Linked DNA regions of Mus musculus: regions 2 and 3 are each linked to region 1. A link is a loop called in an ENCODE intact Hi-C map of the cell type or tissue named here. Cell type or tissue: heart. All regions are shown on one strand.

Region 1 (8,000 bases):
AAAAAAAATCCCACTTAAAGAGTTGTGGACGCAACGCTATCACACTCTTTCGAGTGCGCACTATTTTGTTCTTTTAAAAATACTGCAGTACTGAGGGGAAGGAACCTTGAGCTGTTTCTAGAAATGGGTAGCAATTCTACTCCCGAGGGGCCCCAAGTGGTCTACAGAGGGGGACTCGATGGGCGCGGGTAGATGAGAAAGCGCCACTAATCCCCTCTCCCACGTTCCGCATACCGGAGGACACTCGTCTTATTTTTTTTTTTTTTTTAATGGGATCAGGTGACGTGCAATCTTGGAGACGATCCTCAGCGGGCAAGACTCCTCAATGACCCAAGCAAACCCAGTACAGTGCCCTGTGGCTCAAGTTCACGCAGTGTAGCCACGCAGTGTAGCCGGATGACCTGCTCCCGGGATGAGGTCAGTATGTGCGCAGACTCCTGCCAGGCGGAATGGAGCCCACGCTCCCCACCACAACAGCCTGTGTCTAGCCAGACTTGCGCGCCGCCGCACCAAGGTTGTGTCCGCCGCAGAGGCGGTGCGCAGTCAACCCCGGGTCCCGCGCGCGGCTCTCCAGCTCGCACCCCGCGGCGCGCTCCCCACGCAGCCGCGCATCTGCTCTTTCCGCTCGCACATTCCACGCAACTGCGCCCCGATCGCGCCCCAGCAGGTCCCTTCGGCCGCTCGCGCCCAACTTGCTCCTTACCAGCTGCTCCCGTAGCGCGGTCAGCGCCGCCTCCAGACGCAGCTCCTGGCCGCGGGGCCCTGGCGCAGGGTGCAGGCCCAGAGCTCCCCGCACGCGTGCTTGCTGCGTGGCTCGCAGCCCCTGAAGCTCCTGCAGCCCGGCCAGTGCGGCTCGTAGTCGCGCGCCCACCCTGCGGCGGTCCCAACCCGCGGGCCCCTGGCCGCTCGGTGCCCACATCTCCCGGACGCTCAACCGCCGCGCCGCGCGTCCCCGTCGCGTCTCCCCGCCCCCGGCTGCAGGTCGCTTAGGTGGGTTGGGACCTATCGCTGGCCGCGGAGGGCGGTGTTTGCGACGCCCGAGGTCACAGCGGCCGCCCCCTGCCCGCCCCGTCGACCGGCCGCGCCCTCGCCCAACCCCTGCGCCCCTGGGACCTATGAGCTCATCGGGGAAGGCCAAAAGCCCCTCCGCAGAGGGACAGAGAGGAGCTTAAGCATAGGCAAAGGTTTTGTTTAGGTTTTTAAATTTAAAAAAATTACAAAAGAAAAAAATTTACATTGCAAGACGCACGTTCCTATTTGTAAGCTGATTAAAATGGAAAATCCTATACCAGGTTCGCCAATGTACATGGAAAACCTGCGCTCGCTTCTCAGTACCGAGTCCAGCTTCACACACATGCTACGCACCTTTAAGGAAGCTTCTAGAAAGTTCCTGAGGTGTGCAGCTCTCACCATGGTGGTCACTTCAGCAACACTGTCTGGATCCCAGAAGCAAGCCGCACACTCTCAGTCGCCCCCACCTCCTTTACTCACTCCATGCTCAGAGCCCCCCAGCGGCCTCCTGTGGACACTGTCTTGAGTGGAATCCTGTTATCCGGGTCTTTTGCTGTTAGACTTCCGGGCGCGCCCATTTTGCAGCACTTTACTGGCCGAGTAGAGTATCTATAGTCTTCATGTTCCTCCAGTGATAAGTTAGGAAGAAGCTGTCATCCACTTCTGCACACAGGCAGGATGAAAATGCTTTTCTCTTCCTTGAGTGTCTACCGAAGGCAGGAATTGTTGAATCGCGGGTGGTTACTGAAGAGACCACTTTCCCGTGTTCTTACCATTTCCTCCCAAGCAGGGGTGGGAAGGTGCCTCCATCCAGAGCACCCAGGCCTGTGGAGTGTAGCTTGCAGTGATTCCTCGGGCAGGAGGAAGTTAAGTATCTTTTCCCTGTAGAATCGGTCATTCAGGTTCGCTACTTGCTTTAAGTTGGCTATCTCCTTAGTAACGAAGACCAGAGTCTCCTTTAAACTCTTTCCTTATTTGCAATTTCTTTCTTAGATACAGGATTCTCACAATGTTTTCTCCAGTCTACAGGTTTCTATTCATTTTACTTCCCTATTTTTGTTTTGTTTGGTTCTAAGACCGGGTCTTACTACAACAGAACTACTCCGTAGACCAGGCTGGTCTCCAAGGAACTCCAGCCTTCTGTGTGTACCTAGATCACAGCTTCGCAGCACTGAGCTTGGTTAAAGTTTTTACTCTTTATCTTTACCTCCTTGCACCAGTTTTCCCCGCTTTTTACTGCTTTCTGTGTGACGACTGAGAAGTCGCTGCCTGATTCGAAGCTACAGACTTCTAAGCTTTTGTAGTTTAAAGCTGATACTCTGAAGTCCTTCATCCTCTCAGGCTGAGCTCTGTCCTTGATCCTCCTGAGTCTCTTTCATTTTTCTGCAGACAGTGTAGCCCACTGCCCAACAGGAAACAGTGAGAGGTGTAGATCAATGGAGGGTCAGCTGATATGGAGAAGGAATTTCTGTTTTCTGTCATATTTATGCTTGTTCCAGGCTGTGTCAATGACTCACCTTTTCACTGGGTTCTGAAGTCTGGACACATAAGCTCTCCAGCCCTGTATCTTCTCACTACTGCCTCCTGCTCTGTGCCCTCCCTATTTCCACAGAATTTATGGGTCACGTGGCCAGTGTCTGCAAAGAAGACAGCATGGGTCTTGTTGGGGGATGCCCGGAACCTGTCAGTCAATAGGAAATATTACATTAAGTTGAGTGTTCTTGGTGCACAGACATGGGCCCCTTGCCACACAATCAGGTCCACTTTCAGTTTATTCAACCATGCCTCAGATTATCAGTAAGCCTTGTTCCCGTGTCCAATTTGTTTTTGAGGTTTTTTTTTTTTTAATTTTTATAGTGTTGTAAACCGTTTTCCAGTTTCATTTTTAGGTGTTCACTGCTGGGGCATAAGATTATTCTTGTGTGCTAATGCCTGTAACTATGCCCTGCCCTCACAGCATACCCTTTATAAAACAAGTAAAACTTCCTTTTAATCAGATGAGCAGACATGGGAGGGGGTAATGATGCCCACAGCTGGCAAGTGTGAGGAAACCCGTGTTCTCATAACTTACAGGTGGGTAATGGGGGTTGTGGGGGAGGGGTCCTGGAAGTCAACTGGGCAAGTGTCTCCAAAAGGCCTAAAATGAGTCTGTCCAGAGTTTTGTTCTGAAGAAGTGACTGAGACACCCACACTTGTGATGACTGGGGCTGAAGATTTGGACACACTGCGCTCAACTTGACTAAGTGTGCAGGTACAGTGTACAGTGTACAGTGAGCGGGATCCTTAGCCAGACACTGCTCTGTAGGGTGGTTTCTCAACTCTAACCTCTGTTTATAGGACAGGGCTTAATTAATTGTTTCTGAGTATTAACTACAGTACTTGAATAGGCATAGCATGGACTGAGCTGTGATGCCCTGTACAGTTTCCAGGATCCCTCTTGGACCTAATCTGCAGGCCTCCTTGCTGCCTGCTGCCCCCATGTGGTCGGCTCCTAACAGTGCACCCAGCCGTCCTTACAGCTTAAGGACCTTGCTGTCTCTGTTCTCAAAACCCTTTTTTGGCTTCCAACCTCACATGAGGTGGCCCTGTGTGCCTGTGGGACCTTCTTGCAGTTCACCTTCCAGGCTCTTGCCTTTCTTGTCTCTCTTGGCATCCTTCCATTGGGCTTGTCTTCTGGCCTCCCCCCTTCCCAAGGGCTGTCTTCTTTTCCTAAAAGAAGATCTAGGCACTGGGTCCCTCTCACCTCTCCCGCCTTTGCTTCTTGCAGCACCTTTCTCAACATCTTACAGCCTGCTTTTTATTTCCATTATAGCTCACTGTTTGTCCCACACACTGGCCTGTGAGGAGGTTGGAACTGGAGAGAGGCGTTCCCTTTAATGAGATATTTTAGAGACTTAGACTCTGTGCCTGGCTCTCAGTAATATTTACTAAAACACACAGTGACTTGTTTTTCATTGGCCTGAACAGATTTTTTTAAATTGTATTTTAAATAATCTTCTTAAATAATCTCTTAGATTGCATAAAGTACCATAGAAGTGATTTTATTGTCCACATACTATGGAAGATACAATAGATGTGTAGAGATGGCTGTTGTCTTCTTTCTAGTCCCCAGGAGCTGAGGCTTTTCTTGTGAATGCTTTCTGAAGTCTCTCACAGTACCATCAGTCTATCCTCTGTCTTTATTATTATTATTCATAATATACATTTGTAGAGCTCTGTGCATACAGTAGGCTTTTGGGCTATGCAGTTGCAGTGCTGGCTAACTTTCCCTTTAAGTAAGTACGCCAGCTTTCCAAGTGCTTACTGCAACCCATCATCCAACTGACAGATGGCCTGCTATTTCCTTTCTTCTTCCCACAGCAAAGCTATAAAGATTACACATGGTGTAACTCAGCCATATTAAATCAGTAATTGTGGGATTGCTGAAGGCAACCATGGTTATGCAAGGAGAATCCGTTCAGATGCCCCTTCAGATGCCCCGTCAATCAGCACAAACTCCCCTTATCTGTGAAATGATCTGTGAAACCTCACTCCAGAGGATCCACTACCCGCCCCCATCCCCAGCTCAGGGGTAGCACCTCCTTTCCCTCCTGCAGAGTTCTCTTGTAAGAGGTTCTGCTGCCAACAGCAGTAGGAGGCACCCCTGCGGGGTGAGGAGATGACTTCATTAGAGGCAGCTCACTTGACAGGTGATCTCAGCTACTCTTATAAAGAAAGGAACAGCACTCTATCTTCAAGATGCTCCTGGGAGCAATTCAAGCAGAACTCATGGCCAGGGTGGAGGAACCTCACAGCTGTGCCATCACAATGATCTGTGCTTGAAAACCTATGAATGTGATAAGGGAGATGCCGGGTGAACACACTGGTTGGTTACAGGCTCTGCAGCCACCAGGACACCGTACCCTGTTACTTGTGACCATGTTTCCTAGTGGTTCTTCATGGTTTCCAGGGGTATGTATGTTGGTTTTCTATTACGAATGGCAGCAGGATGATATGTTGTCAGCTGCACTCTCCTGCTTCCAGAGGGCAGTATCAGGACTGGCCCTCCTTGAGAGTAAACTATAAAGAAACTGCCCCCATGGAAGGAGTCAACCAGGTGTGAATACTGCTCCCACCTTGAGGTTCCTGGGAACAAGTAAGAAAGTTGACTGCATGGCTGAAATTCCCAGTGTGCTTTGCCTACAGCTTCTGTGGCCCTCATAAATGCAGCCACACCTCAGACTCTGGTGTTCTGACTTGATTTTAAAAGACACGTTAAGCTTCTACAATGTTAAGGCCCCATGGAAGAGCCAGAGCAGTGTCTGGTTCTAATTTATTACACACATAAAGCCTTATCTGGAGCTTCTGCCACATTAAAGCCCTGTCAGTGAGCCAGACTCTTTATGACAGGCACGAAGACTTGCCTGGGTTGCTTTTCTTTCTAGGCGTTCAGCATCTGACATTACAACTCGATGGTATTCCAATGCCGGCTCCTTTCTTGATGAACATGCTGAGGGGAGAGACTTGACTATCAAAACCTTGGGAGATGGTGGCCTATGCTGAGCTTGGGGCTAGAATCATTGTTCCATTGGAGCAGGGTAGCCCCAACAGTGTGGGAAATGCACCATGTAAACACGGATGTGATGGGTGTATAGGTATATGTATACACATGTCTCTGTGAACATATGGTACATACAGGTGACTATGTATATGTGCACTCACTCACACACACACACACACACACACTATATATATATATATATATATATATGTATATATGCATATATACATATATATATGCGCATGGCTGTGCATATGCACATAATGTGTATATGCTTGACATACGAATCTATGATCTGTGGTGACTGTATGCATGTGATAGTATGTGTGTATGCATGTGGTATATACGTGAGTGTGCATGTATGTGTGTCCTGTGTATGCATATATAAATATATATGTGAAACATGTGTAGTATACCGTGCATGTGTGCTTGTGAATGTGTGTGCTGTGCATATAATGTATGTGTGCACATATGGCCAGTGCATATGGCCAGTGCATCTGTTTACATGAGCTACATGTGCCTGTATATACATATGCATGTATTTTCCTGTATTGAGAAGCAGACTATGTTATCCTACAGTTAAGTAATACTTAATCTTTTTTTTTCAGTGTTTAAGGACACAGTTAAAATCTGTGGGCTTATGTAAGAAAATAATTATATTACAGATAAAACTGCATTTCACCTCGTGTGTGTGTGTGTGTGTGTGTGCGTGTTCCTATCTTTAAGCGTGATTTTTTTGTGACAGGTGACCTACTGCCATGGTTATTTATTGGAAATTTACCTGGGGTATTTACTATTGGTGTTCATGAGCTCTATACTGAATTATATGAAACGGAAGAAACTGGGCCCTGCTTAATGCAATGCAGGATATAGCATATGTACCCCAAAATGACTGAGAAGAGATGAAATTATTGAAGTGACAGTGTCTTTAAGTGGGAATTTGAAGAGGCTGATCAGGAAGGCAAGTGCCAGGCTTAAGCCTGGCCCATGAAGGCTAGAGGTGCCTTCCTTCTTAAGGACACGAGCAAAACACCCTACGCACGCTGCTATGATGGTTGGTTTCCATGGTCAATTTGATGGGATTTGGAGTAACCTAGGAGACATACATTGCCCTGGATACCTCATCTGAGCATCAGCTACAGTTCCCAACCCAGTGCCACTGATTGCTACTAGTGGCACCTCCCTGGGCTAAGACTCGGCTAGGCCCTTGGTTCTGCCTTCTGATGACATCTCTACCCCTGCTATATCGTGTCTCCTGAACACAAGGCACATGCTGGTCTGAGTATGGGCATGGAAATGGCTCTCTTATTACTCTTGCCAACACCTTCACTAGGCATCCTTAGATCCAGGCACTGCCACCCAATGTCACCATGAATATTGTTACTAAAAGCAACCACATTGTTCTAGTTAGCTTTCTAAGGCTGTGATAAGACACCATGACCAAAACAAGCAAACCAAAAAGCAACTTGGTGAGGGAAGACTTTATTTCCGCTTACGGAGTAGAGGGACTCACGTTCTGTGCATGTGAGAGGGACCTCAAGACAGAAAGCTGGGGCAGGATGGAAGCAAAGGCCATGGAGGGAATGCTTCTGACTGGCTTGCTCCTCGTGACTTGCTCAGCCTGCTTTCTTATACAACCCAAGACCATCTGTGGCACCACACATACTGAACTGGACCTTCCCATATAAATCAAGAATCAGACTGCCTACAGGCTAATCTCATGGAGGCATTTTTCTCAATGGAGATCCTGTATCAAGTTGACAAAAAAAATAAAAAACCAAACCAAACCACAAAACTATGCAGCTCATACACCATTTACAAAATAACTTCATGAGCTCAACTAAATGTAAATATTAAAATCTAATTATATAATCCCAAGAAGCAAGGCACTAAGGCAAATTAAACATCATGTGGCTTCCTTCCTATTGCCTCTCCTCTCTACTACCTAATTGTGGCTCCCAAGCCCCATGCTCTTTTGTTTACGTCTTACAATGATGTCAGGGCTCCCGTTAGTGTTTCCAATGTACAGTGGGCAATCTGATTTCAGGAGGTGTCTCAGACCATGGCCAGGCCAGTGTGGAACATCTGATTTAGCCGTTCCAGGCAGTGGTGTCACACTGCATAGAGAAAAGCAGACATTTAGAAGTCTTCTCTCTGTGGGAAGGGAGAAATCTCTGGTGCTCATAGAGTCATGGAACCTAGTTAGTTCCATTTCCCACAGAGAAATGGGATGTGTCTGGAGGAACCCTGGTACCTTGGCATTCCCATAGAGAAAACAAGGCTTTCTGGGTCCACCTGGGCATATGGTCTTCCTGATGCTGTCTCCAGTGTGGAGTGGGTCTTCCCTGGACACTGCCTTGAGGTCTAGTTCTTTCAGTCTTTCTTCTTAGGCCTACTCAGCTGGCTTGTGCCCTATGTAGTCTGGCAACCCAGCTCTGCTGGGTCCTTG
Region 2 (8,000 bases), 380 kb before region 1:
TATGTCTCTGACATACCCTGGTCTCCTCTTACCTTCACCCAGTTGTTAAAGATTTTGATAATTCAGAAATAGAAAATGCTGTCAGTAGAATGATATTTCGTGTACTCTAAACTAAAGCTAGATCTAGATAACTAGATATTCATGGTGTCTTTTGTTTTTAAGAATTCAGACTACATTGCCGCTGAGAGACTTTTAACAGTCTTTGTGTATACACCAAACCTTCTAAACTTCTGAACCTCTCATAGCCAACATTTGATTCCAATGACTGAAGATTTGAATAAGTGACTGAATGTTACTTGGGCAATCTTGAAACAGACTGGGGAGACTTTTTAAAGGAAATCTTTGCAACTCAATGTTGGGCTGTGGTGGAAGCCTGGTGTATACTAACTGCTGTGTTCTGTGAGGTACATGTGTTCTGTGAGGTTATATATTAACTCTGAAAACAGGGGTCTTCTGCCTCCTTTCCTCCAGCTCCTTCCCCATCATAGAGAGTCAGGTTTACAGCAATGTCAATACACATATTCTTTAAAGGACACAAGATTGGATGGATACAAAAGCAAGGTAGATCTGGAGGAGTTGGGGTATGGTGTTCACATCATCAAAACATGTATGAAATTCTAAAAGAACCAATTAAAAAAAAAAGCAAAATCTCTTTTCTGTCTTCGACTCCGTTCTTCTCAAGGGGGTTAAACATTTCATCAGCATTTATTATCAGTGGTAGACATTGGAATCACATGAGACTTACTCCTAGGTCTGTGGTTCAGGAGATCTGGGTTGCACAGTTAAAAGCCTTGTTATGCCCCACCAGCTATATTGTGCTGTGCACTGTAAGGGTGCGTGGTACTTCTGTCCAACAAAGGCACAGCATTGAAGTAATTAATGGCTTATGTGGCCTTACTCTGTGTTCTCAGTGCAGTTCCATCCTCAGAGTCAGTAAGGGGACGTTAGGAGAGCATGTAGGAAAACTTGTAATTAGAACGTGTTGGTAGCTGGGCGTGGTGGTACACGCCTTTAATCCCAGCAGAGGCAGGTGGATTTCTGAGTTCAAGGCCAGCCTGGTCTACAAAGTGAGTTCCAGGACAGCCAGGGCCACACAGAGAAACCCTGTCTCAAAAAACCAAACAACAAAAAAAGAAAGTATTGGAATCAGTGACACTGTACATTCTATTCCAGCAGGAGCTGCTTGGCTTCTGTATCTGGTTAAGTTTCACTGCAACATCAACTCTGGAAAGAAATCCTGAGAAGTTAAACCGTGCTAGCCTTAGTAAGAGAAACTTGTTTGTTTCAAGCATAAGAACATCAGACTTGACAAACGGAGCTCTGTGTCTTCTCTTCCCTCTCACAGATGGCTCTGACTCCAGAGACAAGCCAAAGTTATACCGCCTTCAATTAAGTGTGACTGAAGTTGGGACAGAGAAATTTGATGACAATTCTATCCAGGTACTTGATCATGCCTGCTGTCTAAGCGTTTTAAGGTTGTTCCTCCTATCAGTAATTAGTAAGCACTCATCAAGGAACCAGCTGCAAGGGAATGGATGAAGGTGACAGGCAGCCTTTGTATTTGAATATGCCGCTCATCCTCTCTGACTCACTTCTCTGATTTAGTTTGGAGAGAACGTGACTTGTCTGTATCCAGAAGGGATACACGGAAACATGACTGGTTGTGACATTCTTCTCTGAGTTTTTACTTCTGACTAGAAAGTGAAGGTGCTGATAGCAACTTATAGGTCTGTTTCAGGATAGTGGAGATACAGTGGAAATGTTGCTACCTCTCCCCCTCCCCCCTTTCCCCCTCCCCCTCCCCCCTCTTCCTCTCCCCCTCCCCCTCCCTCTCCCCCTCTTCCTCTCCTCCTCCCCCCTCCCCTCTCCCCCTCTTCCCCTTCTCCCCCTCTCCCTCTCCCTTTTTTCCCCCTCTCCCTCCCCCTCCCCCTTCCCCTCACCCTCCCTCTGTGTGTGTGTGTGTGTGTGTGTGTGTGTGTGTGTGTGTGTGTGTGTGTGTATTCTAGGGTTGGAACTCAGGACCTCATACAAATCGTTAAGGATCATAACTATTGAACTACTTCCCCAGGCCATCATATGATTAGTAAAACAGAGTTACAATGTTCCTGCCTTACAACAGGTTTTTAGATGTTAACAGTGTTCAGCTGTCCTGACATGGTTTTACACTATTAGAGAGAAATCCACTTAAGAAACCAGAGAACCGAGGGCTTCTTAGACTGCATTCGTCATAACAGAACTCTACACATTGAGTGCTTCATGATGGAACTCTTTTCCTTCTCTTCTTAGCTGTTTGGCCCCGGAATTCAGCCCCATCACTGTGATCTCACCAACATGGATGGAGTGGTCACTGTGACACCCAGAAGTATGGATGCAGAGACCTACGTGGATGGTCAGCGCATCTCAGAGACCACAATGCTGCAGAGTGGCATGAGACTGCAGTTTGGCACCTCGCATGTGTTTAAGTTTGTGGACCCCATCCAGGACCACGTTCTTTCCAAGAGATCTGTGGATGGAGGCCTGATGGTCAAGGGCCCAAGACATAAACCTGGGTGAATGTGATAGATCAGCTTAAGGATTTTAGAGTGTTTGGCTGTAAAGTAATTTCAATTAGATGGAAATATCTTTACTTAGAGTTTATTACATTAGTTTAAATTTTCTGTATGTGTGTCTGCGTCTGTTCCTTTTGGAGTTGAGAGGATACCTCACAGGAGTAGGTTCTCCTACTTGTGGGTCCTGTGGATCAAACTCAGGCTGTCAGCCTGCCATTTTCCCCATCCTTAAATTTTCAGTTTTAAAAGATCAAGGTGAAGAAGGGTCTGGAGATAAGGCTTAGTGCTTAAAAACAGTTGCTGATCTTACAGATGATCCCAGTTTGGTTCCCAGCACCTAAATCAGGCAGCTCATAACTGTCTGTAGTGCCAGCCCTAGGGGTCCTGATGTGGGCATTATACACACACATGTTGCACATATATACATGCAGGCTAATCACTCACCTATTTAAAATAATTTTTTTTGAAGATCAGTGCATTTTATGAAATGGGAGTTTATATCACAAATTTGGATTGGTTTTGGAGCAAACACGTAGATTCTGATTTTATCTTGAAATTGGTTTTTAAGTTGATCTCTTTTTGTGTGAACCATCACCCTATGTAACTAATAGTATTTCAAAATCTTTCCTTGATGTATTTTCCTCCTTCATATTCTTCTCCCTGAGAACCATGGTAATGCAAGGGGGAATCTGTTTAGGAATTCAGAGCATTTTAGCTCCACCTAGTGTTTTCCTGAGGTCTTGCAGTGTGGTCTACTAATGAGCATTCTTCTGGAGAAGAGTGACTTTTCCTTTAGTGATAATTTTGAAAACATACACTGTTTAGCTATTTTGCTATCTATTTTATATGTTAATAAAGTATCTTTTGGAAAAATAGGTGCCATGGCTCTTCATGGTATTTAAAACAAACTTCTGAGTCCACAGAAGTGAAACTTTCTGCCAAAGAGTATACAAATAGACCAACCTATATACCTGTATTGGTAGTCTCTGCATGGCCCTGGCCTGAAACTCAACCATGTAGTCCAGGCTGGCCTCAGATTCACAGAGGTCCATCTACTACAGAGACCACTGGCCACCTTCACAGATAGGACACTTTGGAATAGCTTCTCACCTCAAGTTGTTTGTTTGTTTGTTTGTTTATTATTACTTTTTTTGTAATGTATGTACTTGGGTGTGTGTACCACATGTAGGCAGGAATCTAGCCCAAGTCCAGAGTGACTTTATACTGACTTAGATGCCATCATGTTATGACCTTTGGCTATACAAATCACACCTTTCTTAGGATTCAGAACACAATAATAACACATAGGTGCTCGATGGATAATGACTAGATAGGTAAATAATTCATGAATCAGTGTATTATCACACAGCCCTCAAAACCCCAAACTGATGTCTTACAGACAGTTACATGCAGAAAGTGAATGATTAGCCTTTAGTAAAAGCATTTGAACTTCTTAGTAAGAAGCTATTATTCAGAGCATGGTAACTGTTTTACATCACAACAGATTTTATTTTCTTAGACGATTGTAGAGGAATTTCTAATAAAAATGGCTTGAATTTCTACATTATTTCCTTGTTTCAGTCTCTAGATGAAGTTTTGAAATTAAACCATGTAGTTCTTAGATGTTAGAACAATCCAGAAATAGCCATATCTTTGCTTTTGATGGCTTATAGGCACCTTAGGCTCCTTCTCCCCTTAGGTTGGGACCAGGGTGTTGTATTTACTGTGTTTGTTCCAAAGAATATCGTTTTGCTTATCTCACCTTTGTCCATGTTGAAAATGTGATTTTTTTATTATTATTATTTTATTATTATTTTGAGTAAGTGTTTTGCCTGCGCTCATGTATAGCATGTGTGTGCTTGATGCCCACAGAAGTCAGAAGACTGTATTAGATCCCCTGAAGCTGGAGATATAGATGGTTGTGATCTACCACGTGGGTTCTGGGACCCAAACTCAGCAGATGCTCTTAACCTTAGAGCCAGCTCTTTAGTCTCAATATTTTGTTTTTGTTGTTAACATCTGGTTTTAAAAATAGGACCATGAGAGTTTTTTTGATATGCTTCCTAATTAAGAAAAGTTCACATATTTATTGTCACTTTTTAAAGTCTGTGTGCCAAAGTAAATGAATTTATTAATGATATTTGAATATTGAAATACTCATCTGTTCTTGCTGTATTAAGAGTACTACCTTGTCAGTTGAAGTTTAATTTTTATGTTTATTTTTCATCTCCATAGAGCTGTTCAGGAGACAACCTTTGAATTGGGAGGAGATGTCCACAGTGGGACAGCATTGCCGGCAAGCAGGGTAGGTATTTACAGACTCATGACCTGACCATCCCTTGGATTCGATGTTCTAGGACACCCAAGAACAGACACTCCTTTGTAAAGACAACTTCACAGTGGCCTCTCTCTGCTGCAACCCACTCTTTTCTATCTGTTCACACAGTGATGCTTAAATGAAAGGTAGCTAGCTGTTCCTTTTGTCCTGAGGTCAGAATCTAGTACTTTCTCTTTCATTTGGAGTATGTGCTTTGCCTGTGCTCTGTGTGTAACTAACCGCTGTGGCCATCATGCTGAGGATAATGGACTTTTGCTACTTTATTCACTGGGTACAAGTCCTAGATCTCAGCTGGGTACTCACCTCCGACAGTCATTCTTTGCTCTTGTATAGACAAGTCATTTCTCTCTTCATTTTGGTGATCTATTCCTGGATTACACTCACTGCAAAACTTGTTGAGCTTAAACAGCAATCCCTTCATTTACTGACAAGTTGGCTTGAGTTTCCTAGGGCAGTTGGTTTACTAGTCATGTTCCTGGTTCCTCTTGTGAGTGCAGTGAGCTAGCAGGTGAATCAGAGGTCACACTGTGGGACTACCCACCCTGCCTCTCTGTAGGACCTTGAATTCACAGCTGTTTTCATGGGTTAGGCTCAGGGCTGGTGTAGCGCTGTTTTCTCTGCCTTTTATTGAAAGCAAATCAGAGCCAGATTTAGAGGGAAGAGGTCTCCTTGAACTGTGTTCTTGTTTTGTTGATTTTTTTTTTTTGATACCATAATGCAACTGAGTCTGGAATATTGGTCTCACCAGTGTCAAAAAGACACAGGATCTCCTGATTCAGCTTATTGTATTCTTCCAGTTGCTGACCCCATTATGCTACTCCAATTCTCAGCATAATTTCTTGAAGACATGGCCTGAGGTGGCTGTTCATTTGTTCTAGGCTGGTCTCCTTTGTTTTCTGTGTTCTTGTTATAAAAGTACAAAAATAACCACTATTTGAGATATACCTTTCTATTTCCAGGGTAAATTCTGTCTTTTATCTTCGAGTCGTGGCTTCTTGGCTCTTTCTAGATGAATTTTTGCTACTTCATTCTCAGATATACTTAATTTCTGAAAATTGGAGAGCTAAGCTGTCAGCTCTAGGGCTCTGTCTTCTGTATTTATGCATGGTCCCTGGGAGACCTTGCCATGTTGACTAAGACTATACCATTTATTGTTGTCTATGATCCCTAATGTATGCCTTTGACCCTGGTCTCTCCAAACATCCTCAGAGGCTTGACTAACTTGCTGTGTCATTTTTATGATAGACTGTCTGATGGGAACTTCAAATTTAACATAGCAAATGAAGCTTGGCTTTTGTTTTTGTTCTTAAACTTAATTTTTTCTCATTGTCTTTACTTTAGTAAATTATATCACCAACCATGGCTTTGCTCCACTGAAGCTGACTTAGATTTATTATCTTTGCACAACTCTTGCATGAGGATTGTCATGTCCTATTTCTTTGACTGTAAAGCGTCTGTATGTCTCTGCCTTGCTCATTAGCAGTTTTGTGAGCAACAGTTCCTCTTGGGTGCTCCTGGTCAGTCCATGTTGGTTGCCATTGCTCTTGAATTGTAGAGACATGCTTTTGGTTCTGTTGGCGCTCTGCTGTCATAGCTGCTTGTATCTTCCCAGCTCACAGACAGCTCTTGGGATGTGGCCTCCATCCCTCCAGGAGTGTTGTAATTAGTATCTGCCCTCCTCCTCTATACTCTTCCTGAGTGTCCCACTTGTCTCTCTGAAGCTCTTTTTACCTTGTACTTGATCTCATTCTTTGTTTTCATATGATTGGCCCCTTCTTGTCTTAGCCCATCCTCCTGACAGGGGGCAGGGGGTTGTTCTTTGAGCATCATCTGGTCATAATACTCCATGTAAGACTTCTATATAACTATTAATTAAAACTGCTGCTATCTTTGCTTGCTACTTGATGATGTAGTTTGTGAGCTCTGGACATGGGAACCCTGCTTCTTTAATTACTCTCATCCCTCTCTTGCTTTGAGTAGTGCCACGCTGCAACAGAATCTTGGCACATACAAATGAGTGTATGACTTGAGAGGTCAAGCAGAGCTTTTCTCATCACAATGTATACTCAACACAGAAGACTTGGTAAATAGAGGGAGAATGAAAATCTGTTATCCGTAGTATATAGATTAGCCTTTTCAACACTATTGGACCCTTTCCAGAGTGCTTGTGTCATAGGGAGGTGTGCGTCTGTGCCTTTGTGTGCAGTCACATGTTTCAACGCTACTAGGCTTTTGTTTGTCTATGTACATTATACTGTTGTGTTATGAGTAGTTTTTTTTTTTTTTCTTAAGTCACTTAAGAACAATTCTTCAGTGGATAAGCACATAAACATGCCCTAATTTACATAAACATGTTATAATTTAATTTTCCATTGCCATTGCTCACCATTTATAAGCTTATTTTTAAAAAGTTTTAAAACCTAAAAATTGTGCAATCCATTGCTTAGTTTTATTATGTGACTATAACTTTGGAAGTAAAATGACTAGTCTTTCAAAATCATTTTGTCTTTATATTTTGTTGATAAAGTTTATTCCTTGCCCTTTGAAAATCAACAGTTTGTTTTTCATGCTGTTGTGTTCAGTGCTGTGAGCTTCTGGGCAGAACCTTGGGCAGCTTGTCCTGAGTGTTTCTGAATTACTCTCCGGTCTGTGTCCTTACCGTACCTGAGTAGCAACTGCACATCAGATTGCTGCCTGCAGTGCTAAGTGGAAAGCCGATGGCTGGGCTGTGAGGTGTTCTAACACACTCTGGCTTCCCTTGTCACAGAGCACTACTAGACTGGACAGTGACAGGGTGTCCTCTGCCTCTAGCACAGCTGAGCGAGGGATGGTGAAGCCGATGATCCGACTGGACCAGGAGCAGGAATATCGACGACGAGAAAACAGGTAACTCACGTTGACTAACAGAGAGAAGAGAGCCGTCCTCGAGGAGGCTTTCTGTAACAATTGTTGAGTTGACAGATTTAGCTGCCACCTCTCCTGGGGTTTAATGACGATTTTTGTGTTGCTGATGACTGGTGAGGAATGACTGTTGGGTAGGTGCATTCCTTACTTGCCCCTGCCTAGGCGTGCTGACACACGGGCATGTTGGGTCACACTTGCTCTTTTATGTT
Region 3 (8,000 bases), 360 kb before region 1:
AGAGAGTGCTTAGAGGGTGGTCAGGTTATTTTCTGAATTTTCTTTAAATTATTGAAATGAAATTCACACAGTATACTGTCATCTGCATTCTGGTGTGTGCAGCTCTACCCTAAGAGTGTTTCTCCAGTGTAGCAAGGATAGTCATTCTCTCTTTCCACAGGCCCTGGGGTCCACTTTCTTAGTTTTTTAGTGTGAGGCACTTGCTTTTTTGTAATGAGCCTGTGGTGTTGGGTGCATTTGCACATATGTATTCTTGACAGTGTGTCTGTAGAGTTAGTGGGCTGGAGGGTAAACTTCTCATTAAGGTGGAATTCTCTCACCCTGGTAAGAATTCTTGGGTGGTGGTTTGGCTCCCTTAACTAACTCCTCAGTCTACAGTTTATAAACTTGGTGCAGCTGTTTTCCATATTTGCAGGTAATTTGAGGATTTAATTGTAAAGGTTATAAAGACTTTAAAAAGTTTCCTTAACTCAGCTAAGAAACTAAAAGTGCAATGTTACTTTAGTTAAATGGTTTGGTGACTTAAAAAAATTTTTTTGGCAGTATAATTTGAGGGTAACTGAGATGGTCTCTTAATACTTTCTGAGTTATTTTTAAAAGCCAAAAGTTTTCCACAAATTTTTCTTTCACATTTGAGTGACTAGCACAGTAGGATTCTGATGGTCTTATTTAAGCTAAAGAATAGATAAAAAGAAAGACCATTTTATCTGGATACTTTGTTATTTCTGGTATCATCATTTTATATATAAATAAATGTAAGTGTCCTTCTTAGTTGTCATCCAAAGTTATTGTCTGTCTCTTGCCATGTGTGAACTTGAAGCCTGTGTCATTCAGACTGTGATAATTTTATCACCAAACTACCTTTGAGAATTTATCCTCAGTGTCTGCTAGTGGGAACTTTGACTACTAGCTGGAAAAGGCTTTTAAACTTAAGAGTAGATTCAGTGTATCATTGGATCACTCATTGGTGATGGGAAAAAAATTACCATAGTAGATAATTTAGAGTCTACTGCCCAAACCAGCATTCCCTTTAGTACAGGTATAGATGAATTCTTTATGCACTTTAGAAATTGCCAGCTTTTATTTGGACTGTTTTTCTCAGTGTTTCCATTTTCATCTTCATAGTTAATTCATGGGAATGGACCCTTTCACCTTCATGTAGTAAGCTCACAGAATCATTTTAAAGTGTTTGCAGGTCCTTCCTTCGCGTTCTCTCTTAGAGAGAGGAGCATGGTCATGTGTGTTTTATTATGACATTGTCTTTATAAACAGTAAAGAGGTTGTGCTGATGTTAAGACCACGAACCTAGCCCTCTGTGTCAGATGCTTTGGGAATAACTAAGTGTCGTGCTCATGTCGTACCTTCATGTTAGTGTTTTGATTTTTTTTAAATTATCATGATTGTTTACAAGTTTCTTTCTCTCGTTCTGCTTGATTTCCCCTCGTCTGTTTTTCTCCAGGAAGTAGACCAGGTTGATCAGGTAGGACATACTGCTGGGAACTGATCCTAGCTGTGTTGGCTTAGCTGAGTTTCTCATGCTGCTTCCATTACAAATATGAGCCTACAAAAACTGGACTGAGCAGTTCATAACCCTCATTCAGCAACTGAAACATGCAACACTAAAATCCTTTTTGACTGCGCAACTTATATCAGCATTTCATAATTTCTGCTTAATGCACTTCAGTGTGGATATGAAATGACAAAAGTTCTGTTTCTTCTCTATTTTTATCCTTGGTTCCTATTCTTTGGATCTCATCTAAGGCTGCCTGGCCTGCAAATGTGGTCGGGAGAGGATGTGATAGATCAGTACTTGATACTGAGTTGCATGGTGTCCAAGCCAGTGACTACAAGTATCAGGGTGGCTGTGGGTAACCATGGATACCTGTGTGTGTGCTACGCAGATTACCAGATAATGCATAATCTACAATTTGGTTTTGTAATACACAGTATATCCGTTCTTTACTGACTCTGCAAATTCCATTTAATTAGACCAGTATGACTGTGTATATGAATCCTCAGACGCTGCATTGGTTATTTGCTTCCCATTGCTCGGCATGTATCTAAATTTCTTTGCAAGTATCTGGTATCTGTGGTAACTACCTGGTGGAGATGGGAAGGTACTGGTCTATCTTCAGCTTCTCAGGAACATTCCTGTTTATTTGTAATTTTTCTGATGCCTTGCTTTGTTTATGGGAATGTTTTCTGTCCACAGAAACAGAAGAACATTGCAGGAGCACTTGCTTTTTGGATGGCAAATGCATCTGAGCTTCTCAACTTCATCAAGCAGGACCGAGACCTTAGTCGGATCACGCTGGATGCCCAGGATGTCCTAGCACACTTGGTTCAGATGGCATTTAAGTAAGAAGCACATTCTGGAAAGAATAATAAGTTTTCATGCTTACAAGCTTCATGTTGTGTTTTCAAAGCCAGTGTTAAAGATTTTACTTACCCTAAGTGAAGATGCTTGATTGCCACAAAACACAGGAGATTGTGTTAACTTAAGAGCAGTGTGCTCTGGAACAACTGCAGTGTTGTGAGTGTTCCAGAGTACAATTTTTGTTATTTTTAATGAAAAATATTCTTAAAGAATACAGATTGTCTCAAATGGTAAAAATCTAACACTGCCTCTGTGCAACCTGCTCAGGTGATTAAAATTGTTTGTGTATTTTCAGGTACTTGGTTCATTGCCTTCAGTCAGAACTTAATAACTACATGCCAGCCTTTCTGGATGATCCTGAGGAGAACAGTCTGCAAAGACCAAAAATAGGTAAGAGTCTTATGTGCCTCCCCTAACATTGAACTTGGGTTTATTTTTAAGTCTTTTTTTTTTTAATATATTAAATGTTTGTATGTTCTGACTGCATTTATGTCTGTATACCATATCTGAGCCACAGAGGCCAGAAGAAGGTGTCAGATTGCCTAGAACTAGAATTAAATTAAAGACTGTTGTGAACCACTATGTGGGTGCTGGGAGTTGAACTTGGGCCCTCTGAAAGACCAGCCAGTGTTTTTAATCACTGAGCTCTCTCTCTAGTTCCTAGTTTTACTAGTCTTCTGGTGCTACTGGCCTCTGTCTGGGTTATAGGCCTAGCAAGCTTCTGCTGCGCCACTCTCCTAAGGGCCTGTTTTTTTTTTTTTTTTTTTTTTTTTTTTTTTAATGTATATGAGCTTTGACTACTTGTACGTGTGTGTCTAGTATCCAACAGAGGCAAGGAAAGGTTGTGGCATTTCCTGGAACTAGAATTATACATAGATGGCCCTTATGCCATGTCAGGTGCTAGGAACTGAACCTGGACCTGCAAGTGCAGCAGCTTCCAAGCCACCTCTCCAGCCCTAAGTTTATCTTTGTATGCAGTATATTGTAAGGAAGGTCTTTCTTCTTTTAAGATTTACTTTTATTTGTGTTACGTGTTTGTGTGAAAATATGCTGTGGGTACCCAAAAAGGTCAGAAGAGGGCATCAGAGTCCATAGATTTGGAGTTTAAGCAGCTGGGAAACAAACTTTGGTCTTGTGGAAGAACAGTGCTGCTGCACTGCAACAAGTGCTCTTAGCTGTGAAACTGTCCTTCCAGCCCCAGGCTTGTTTCTTAAATGACTGCCTTATTGTAGCTTTGAGATGACTTCCGAAGAACTGGCTGTCAGACTTAGGAGTCATTTTCACTTTTGCTTTGCTTCTTTAAAAAACTTTTAGGTAAATTTATTTGAATAGTGGTTAGAAACTATGTGTTTAAGACCACACCCCTGCTTTCTGTTTGAATTTGGTATTTGTAACTGGTTTGACACATTTGTTAATTGTTATAACTACCTTTGTCTGAAGTTGGTATGACTCAGAGGTTCTGCTGTGACCCTGTGGCCCCTGACGATTTGTCCCATATCCTGAACAGATGATGTGCTGCACACACTCACAGGAGCCATGTCCTTGCTGCGGCGCTGCAGAGTCAATGCTGCCTTGACCATCCAGCTCTTCTCTCAGCTTTTCCACTTCATCAATATGTGGCTGTTCAACAGACTGGTGACTGACCCAGATTCAGGCCTGTGCTCCCACTACTGGGGTGCCATTATCCGCCAGCAGCTGGGGCATATTGAAGCGTGGGCAGAGAAGCAGGGGCTAGAGCTGGCAGCTGACTGTCACTTGAGCAGAATTGTACAGGTGTGGACAGTGGCTGTACTCCATTCTCCTTGCTTCTCCCTCTTCCCTGCCAGTACATGAACTTTAGATTGACATGATGAGTGACAACTTGGGGTGATAGAGCCTCAGTGTTTTTCCCATATGCATTCAGTCAAGCAGCTACTGTGGTTGTAGCCTCTGGGCTGCTGTAACAAGCCAGCTAAAACTAAATGTCTCAGCCGAGGTTTATTGTCTCTCTCTCCTGGAAACCAGAGGTTGAAATCAAGGTGCTGGCCTCTGAGGGACTTGAATATAAGTTGGTTCTTCCAGCCCTTGGTAGTTTATACCCAACTTAGGCATTCTTTGGCCAGTCTTTGCCACAGACTTCATGTGGTATTCTTGGGTACATGTCTGTCCAAGTCCCTGGTTTGTACAGGGGCATCAGTAAAACTGGCCTCCTTTTAACCAATTGTATGCACAAGGCCCTTCCTCAATAGTACTCCAGCCTCCAGCATCAGAACCTTAAGGACATGGTTCCTTCTGTAACAAGGTGTGTAAACAGTAGGACAGAGATATCACTGACATGGTCTTTTTTATGAGACCAGCAAAATAGGTTTTACTGAAGGATAAATGATGATTTTAAAATGGGGCAGCAGTTAACTCTTTAGATGTTAATCATAACCTACTATTTTAACAGCTCTCAGATACCAAAGTCTAGGAACTGGTGTTTATAATGAAGGACATGAGTTATATGCAGCCTCAAAACTTAAAACATTTACTTAAATGTATTTATTAACTTTTGTTTTTATGCCTTTCATTTCCTCTAAAGATATTTAGTAACCCAAGAAGCTGATGAGTTCTCAGCTTTTATCAAGATTCATATTTGCAAAACTATCAGATTCCTATTAACTAATCATCCGGCTTGCTATGTAAATGTTCAAACTTTAAAGGAGACTGCTTAAAAGACTTTATAAACATTGATAGTTGAGTAAAATTATATTAAAAACATAACAACTAAAGTAAAACCCAAGAGTGTATACAAAAGTATGCTTATCATTTACTATATGTAGCTCAATGTTAATGCCTCTTTAAAAGCATCTTGCATTTCAAAATCAAATTAACAAGATACTGCCTTTACGGTGGTTATAAATGGATATTTTTGTTGTGTGGTGCTGGAGATTTGAACCTCCAGCTTCACACATGATACTGAGTGTGAGGTCTTTTATAAGCTTTACACTCTCGGCTTTACAAAGAATGTCTTTCAAAGAAAAAATACTTTATCTTACTGCATGATATTTGTTCTCTTAAATAGGCTACAACATTGCTTACGATGGATAAGTATGTACCTGATGACATTCCAAATATAAACAGCACATGCTTTAAGTTAAATTCTCTGCAGCTTCAAGCCTTGTTACAAAATTACCACTGTGCACCCGATGAGCCTTTTATTCCTACGGTACGTGAGTATTTACTGTCCCACAGAGTGTGGGCGTGTCTGCACAGGAGACTGGGGATGGGGGGGAGAGGAAAGCATGCTCACTGGTGTGTCAGCATTGGCTCACCTGAAACTGTCTCTTGAGGTCAGTGCAAAGACTAGAGACTATAGACACATTTTAAGTAAGAAATGATTTGATTCAGGGCATTGTTTCTTGGCAAGTCCTTGGAAGAACTAGAGTAATGGGTTTTGAGTTGAAGTTCATACCACCATGCCTGAGTACCAGAGAGCCAGAGCTGCTGCAGGAGGTACAAGGATACTTTTTATATGTCGCTTACACTCCTGCCATCAGGAACAGCATGCATAAGTCTTCACTAGATAGCAGCTTTCTTGATTTAAATCAGTGTCTGATTGGTAACAACCAAAATCTCATCCAGAAGAAAGTCTGGAATTGTGGGAATTCTGATCTCCTTCTATAAGGAGACTTCAAGGTGAGAAACCCATTTGTGTGTGTGCGCGTGTATGTGTGTGCATGTGTGTGCATGTATACACACAGAGAGACAGAGAGAGAGAGCTGTGTTACAGATGCTACCATCTTAAGTCAATACCTGAGAGACAGTTTGAAAGAGGAAAGATTTGGACTCAGGGTTTCTGAGTTTCAGCCCATGATCAACTGGTTTCATGATTGTGGGTTGTAATAAGGCAGAGAACTCCATTGCAAAGAAGATGCTATGGAGGAGAACTGTTTCCTTCCTGCAGCCAGGGAACAGAAATTGCAGCAGTTATCCTCTTTGCTCATGACGTGTGTTGCTATCTTAAAATTAGAGCAACTGACAACTCATACTAAAATTTCAGGACACAGGTTGAGCTCACTACCATTCTGTCGTGGGATAGGGGGAGGACTCAAAGGACTTCTTTTCATGAATAATGTATAATTAGATAGCATGGGGGTTGGGAAGCTCTCCTTTGCTGGGACAGCTGCCTGTAAGTTGCCCATGTTCCTCTAATCCCTCTTAATTGTTTATCATGCCAGACTTGGCTGGGATCATTTCTTTTACCTGTTCTTACCTCTCTATACAGAGGTAGTATATATGGACTACTCAGGGGAAAAATTATTCAAAGACAGGAAGGGGCCATGGCAAAATAAAAATCTTTAAAGATAGATTCCCCCTGTGACCTGTTTCTAATTAGATCCAATTTTCCCTAGTTCTGCTACTTCACAATAACCTATTCAAGTATGAATTCCCCAACTGTTTATCCATTGATGAAGACAAGTACCCTTTAGATCTAATCATTGCCTCAAAGCCTCTAAGCATAGGACACCTTTAGGAGGATGGGACAGTTCCACGCAGTAACTGTGAGACCCCGACTTAAAGCGTTTCCCCCAAGCTTGTTTTCCCTGATCTCTAAAAATACAGCCAGAAAGAAGTTCTTTGTTCTCTATAGCCAGCAAAAAGCCTTTTTGTTTCTGTGCCTTACAGCCAGAGATGCGATGATTGTGGGGAGACCTAGCCAGGAGCTTGCTTGGCTTCCTGTGCCAAGGACACGGAGATAGATTCCACAGAGAAGAGCTACAGCTCACTCGCCACTCCTCATGCCTTGTAATTTTACCAAGGACACCCACCAGAGGAGAGCTGTAGCCAAACTCCTCTCAACTTCCCTCGGCTCCTCCCAACTCCTCCCAATTCCTCAGCTAGCTGTTAAAAGCACCCTAGTGATACCGCTCTGTGCTGGCTGTGAAAGGAGTTTTTCCTCAGCTAGCTGACAATAAAGTCTCTTGCAGTTTGCATCAGGTGTGGTTTTCTCTTGAGTTATTGGGGTGTCGGCCAGCTCATCCCGGGACTTGAGCTGAGGTCTCCCCAGTTTCAGGGGTCTTACATAACATCTAACACCCGAGCCAGCTGTATGGAGAAGATTATGCTAGTTGGTGGACAAATGAAGCTCATACTGAGTTTCAATAAAAGGCAGGTACAGAATAGCCAAACACTGGATATCACCCCCGCAGCAGTATACTGCACCAGAAAGTCATGTTACAGTGATGGCAAGGAATCATGGTTGCCGTGATACCGTGAGTGAGGGTTATGATGCACTTGCTGCAGAAGAAACCATATGCAAAGTATTGACAGTCGCTTCTAGCGTTTAATTTTAACAGTAGATGAAACTCCCTTTGACATTATAAATAAACCTAGACTTTTGCTCCTTTTGTGGGAAAGGAAAATGGTGGTAGAGCCCAGGACTGTCTCCAGGGGCAGCTCTGCTCCTCATATAGAAGTTGTGGGGAAGTGCGCTGGGATCTTCATGTTAATGAGCCTCAGAATGGAGAGCTTTCTTTCTCGCCACTCCCTGCACTCCCAGATATGTGTTAGTAATATATCTTGTAATGTAAATCATCCACAGACCCCCCCCCCCGCCTGCCCCCCACTCAGCAGTTCTTCTACTGATTGGCTTCCAAGCTAG

The links. A loop is a pair of places that touch in the nucleus more often than their neighbours do. Peaks named below come from ENCODE experiments on the same cell type or tissue, not always from the same donor. Only the 100,000 strongest peaks of a DNase experiment are listed, where the experiment ranks them.
Region 2: it touches region 1 in a loop (4-fold over the local background); 11 of 42 quality-filtered maps call a loop at or near these places.
Region 3: it touches region 1 in a loop (5-fold over the local background); 16 of 42 quality-filtered maps call a loop at or near these places.

The regions. Positions count from the first base shown.
Region 1 is chr17:14,202,811-14,210,810 of GRCm38, forward strand. It overlaps Dact2 (dishevelled-binding antagonist of beta-catenin 2), which reads right to left and starts at 1,021. Exons shown (of 4, transcript NM_172826.3): 1 at 704-1,021. The coding sequence starts at 919. Gm34510 (a long non-coding RNA gene) reads left to right here and starts at 897. Exons shown (of 3, transcript XR_001782252.2): 1 at 897-990. In heart, CTCF peaks have their summits at 1,504 and 3,499 (motif pointing left); DNase peaks (open chromatin) are centred at 411, 991 and 3,501; H3K4me3 peaks cover 1,644 bases; H3K27ac peaks cover 1,171 bases; H3K27me3 peaks cover 6,265 bases.
Region 2 is chr17:13,827,584-13,835,583 of GRCm38, forward strand. Afdn (afadin, adherens junction formation factor) reads left to right here. Exons shown (of 33, transcript NM_010806.1): 10 at 1,346-1,440; 11 at 2,287-2,549; 12 at 4,785-4,854; 13 at 7,655-7,773. Among named protein-coding and RNA genes, the nearest start is that of Tcte2, 70 kb to the left of the region's middle. In heart, a CTCF peak has its summit at 3,277 (motif pointing left); no DNase peak of the experiment used is centred here.
Region 3 is chr17:13,846,896-13,854,895 of GRCm38, forward strand. Afdn (afadin, adherens junction formation factor) reads left to right here. Exons shown (of 33, transcript NM_010806.1): 16 at 2,213-2,358; 17 at 2,673-2,767; 18 at 3,885-4,150; 19 at 5,421-5,564. Among named protein-coding and RNA genes, the nearest start is that of Tcte2, 89 kb to the left of the region's middle. In heart, a CTCF peak has its summit at 3,444 (motif pointing right); no DNase peak of the experiment used is centred here.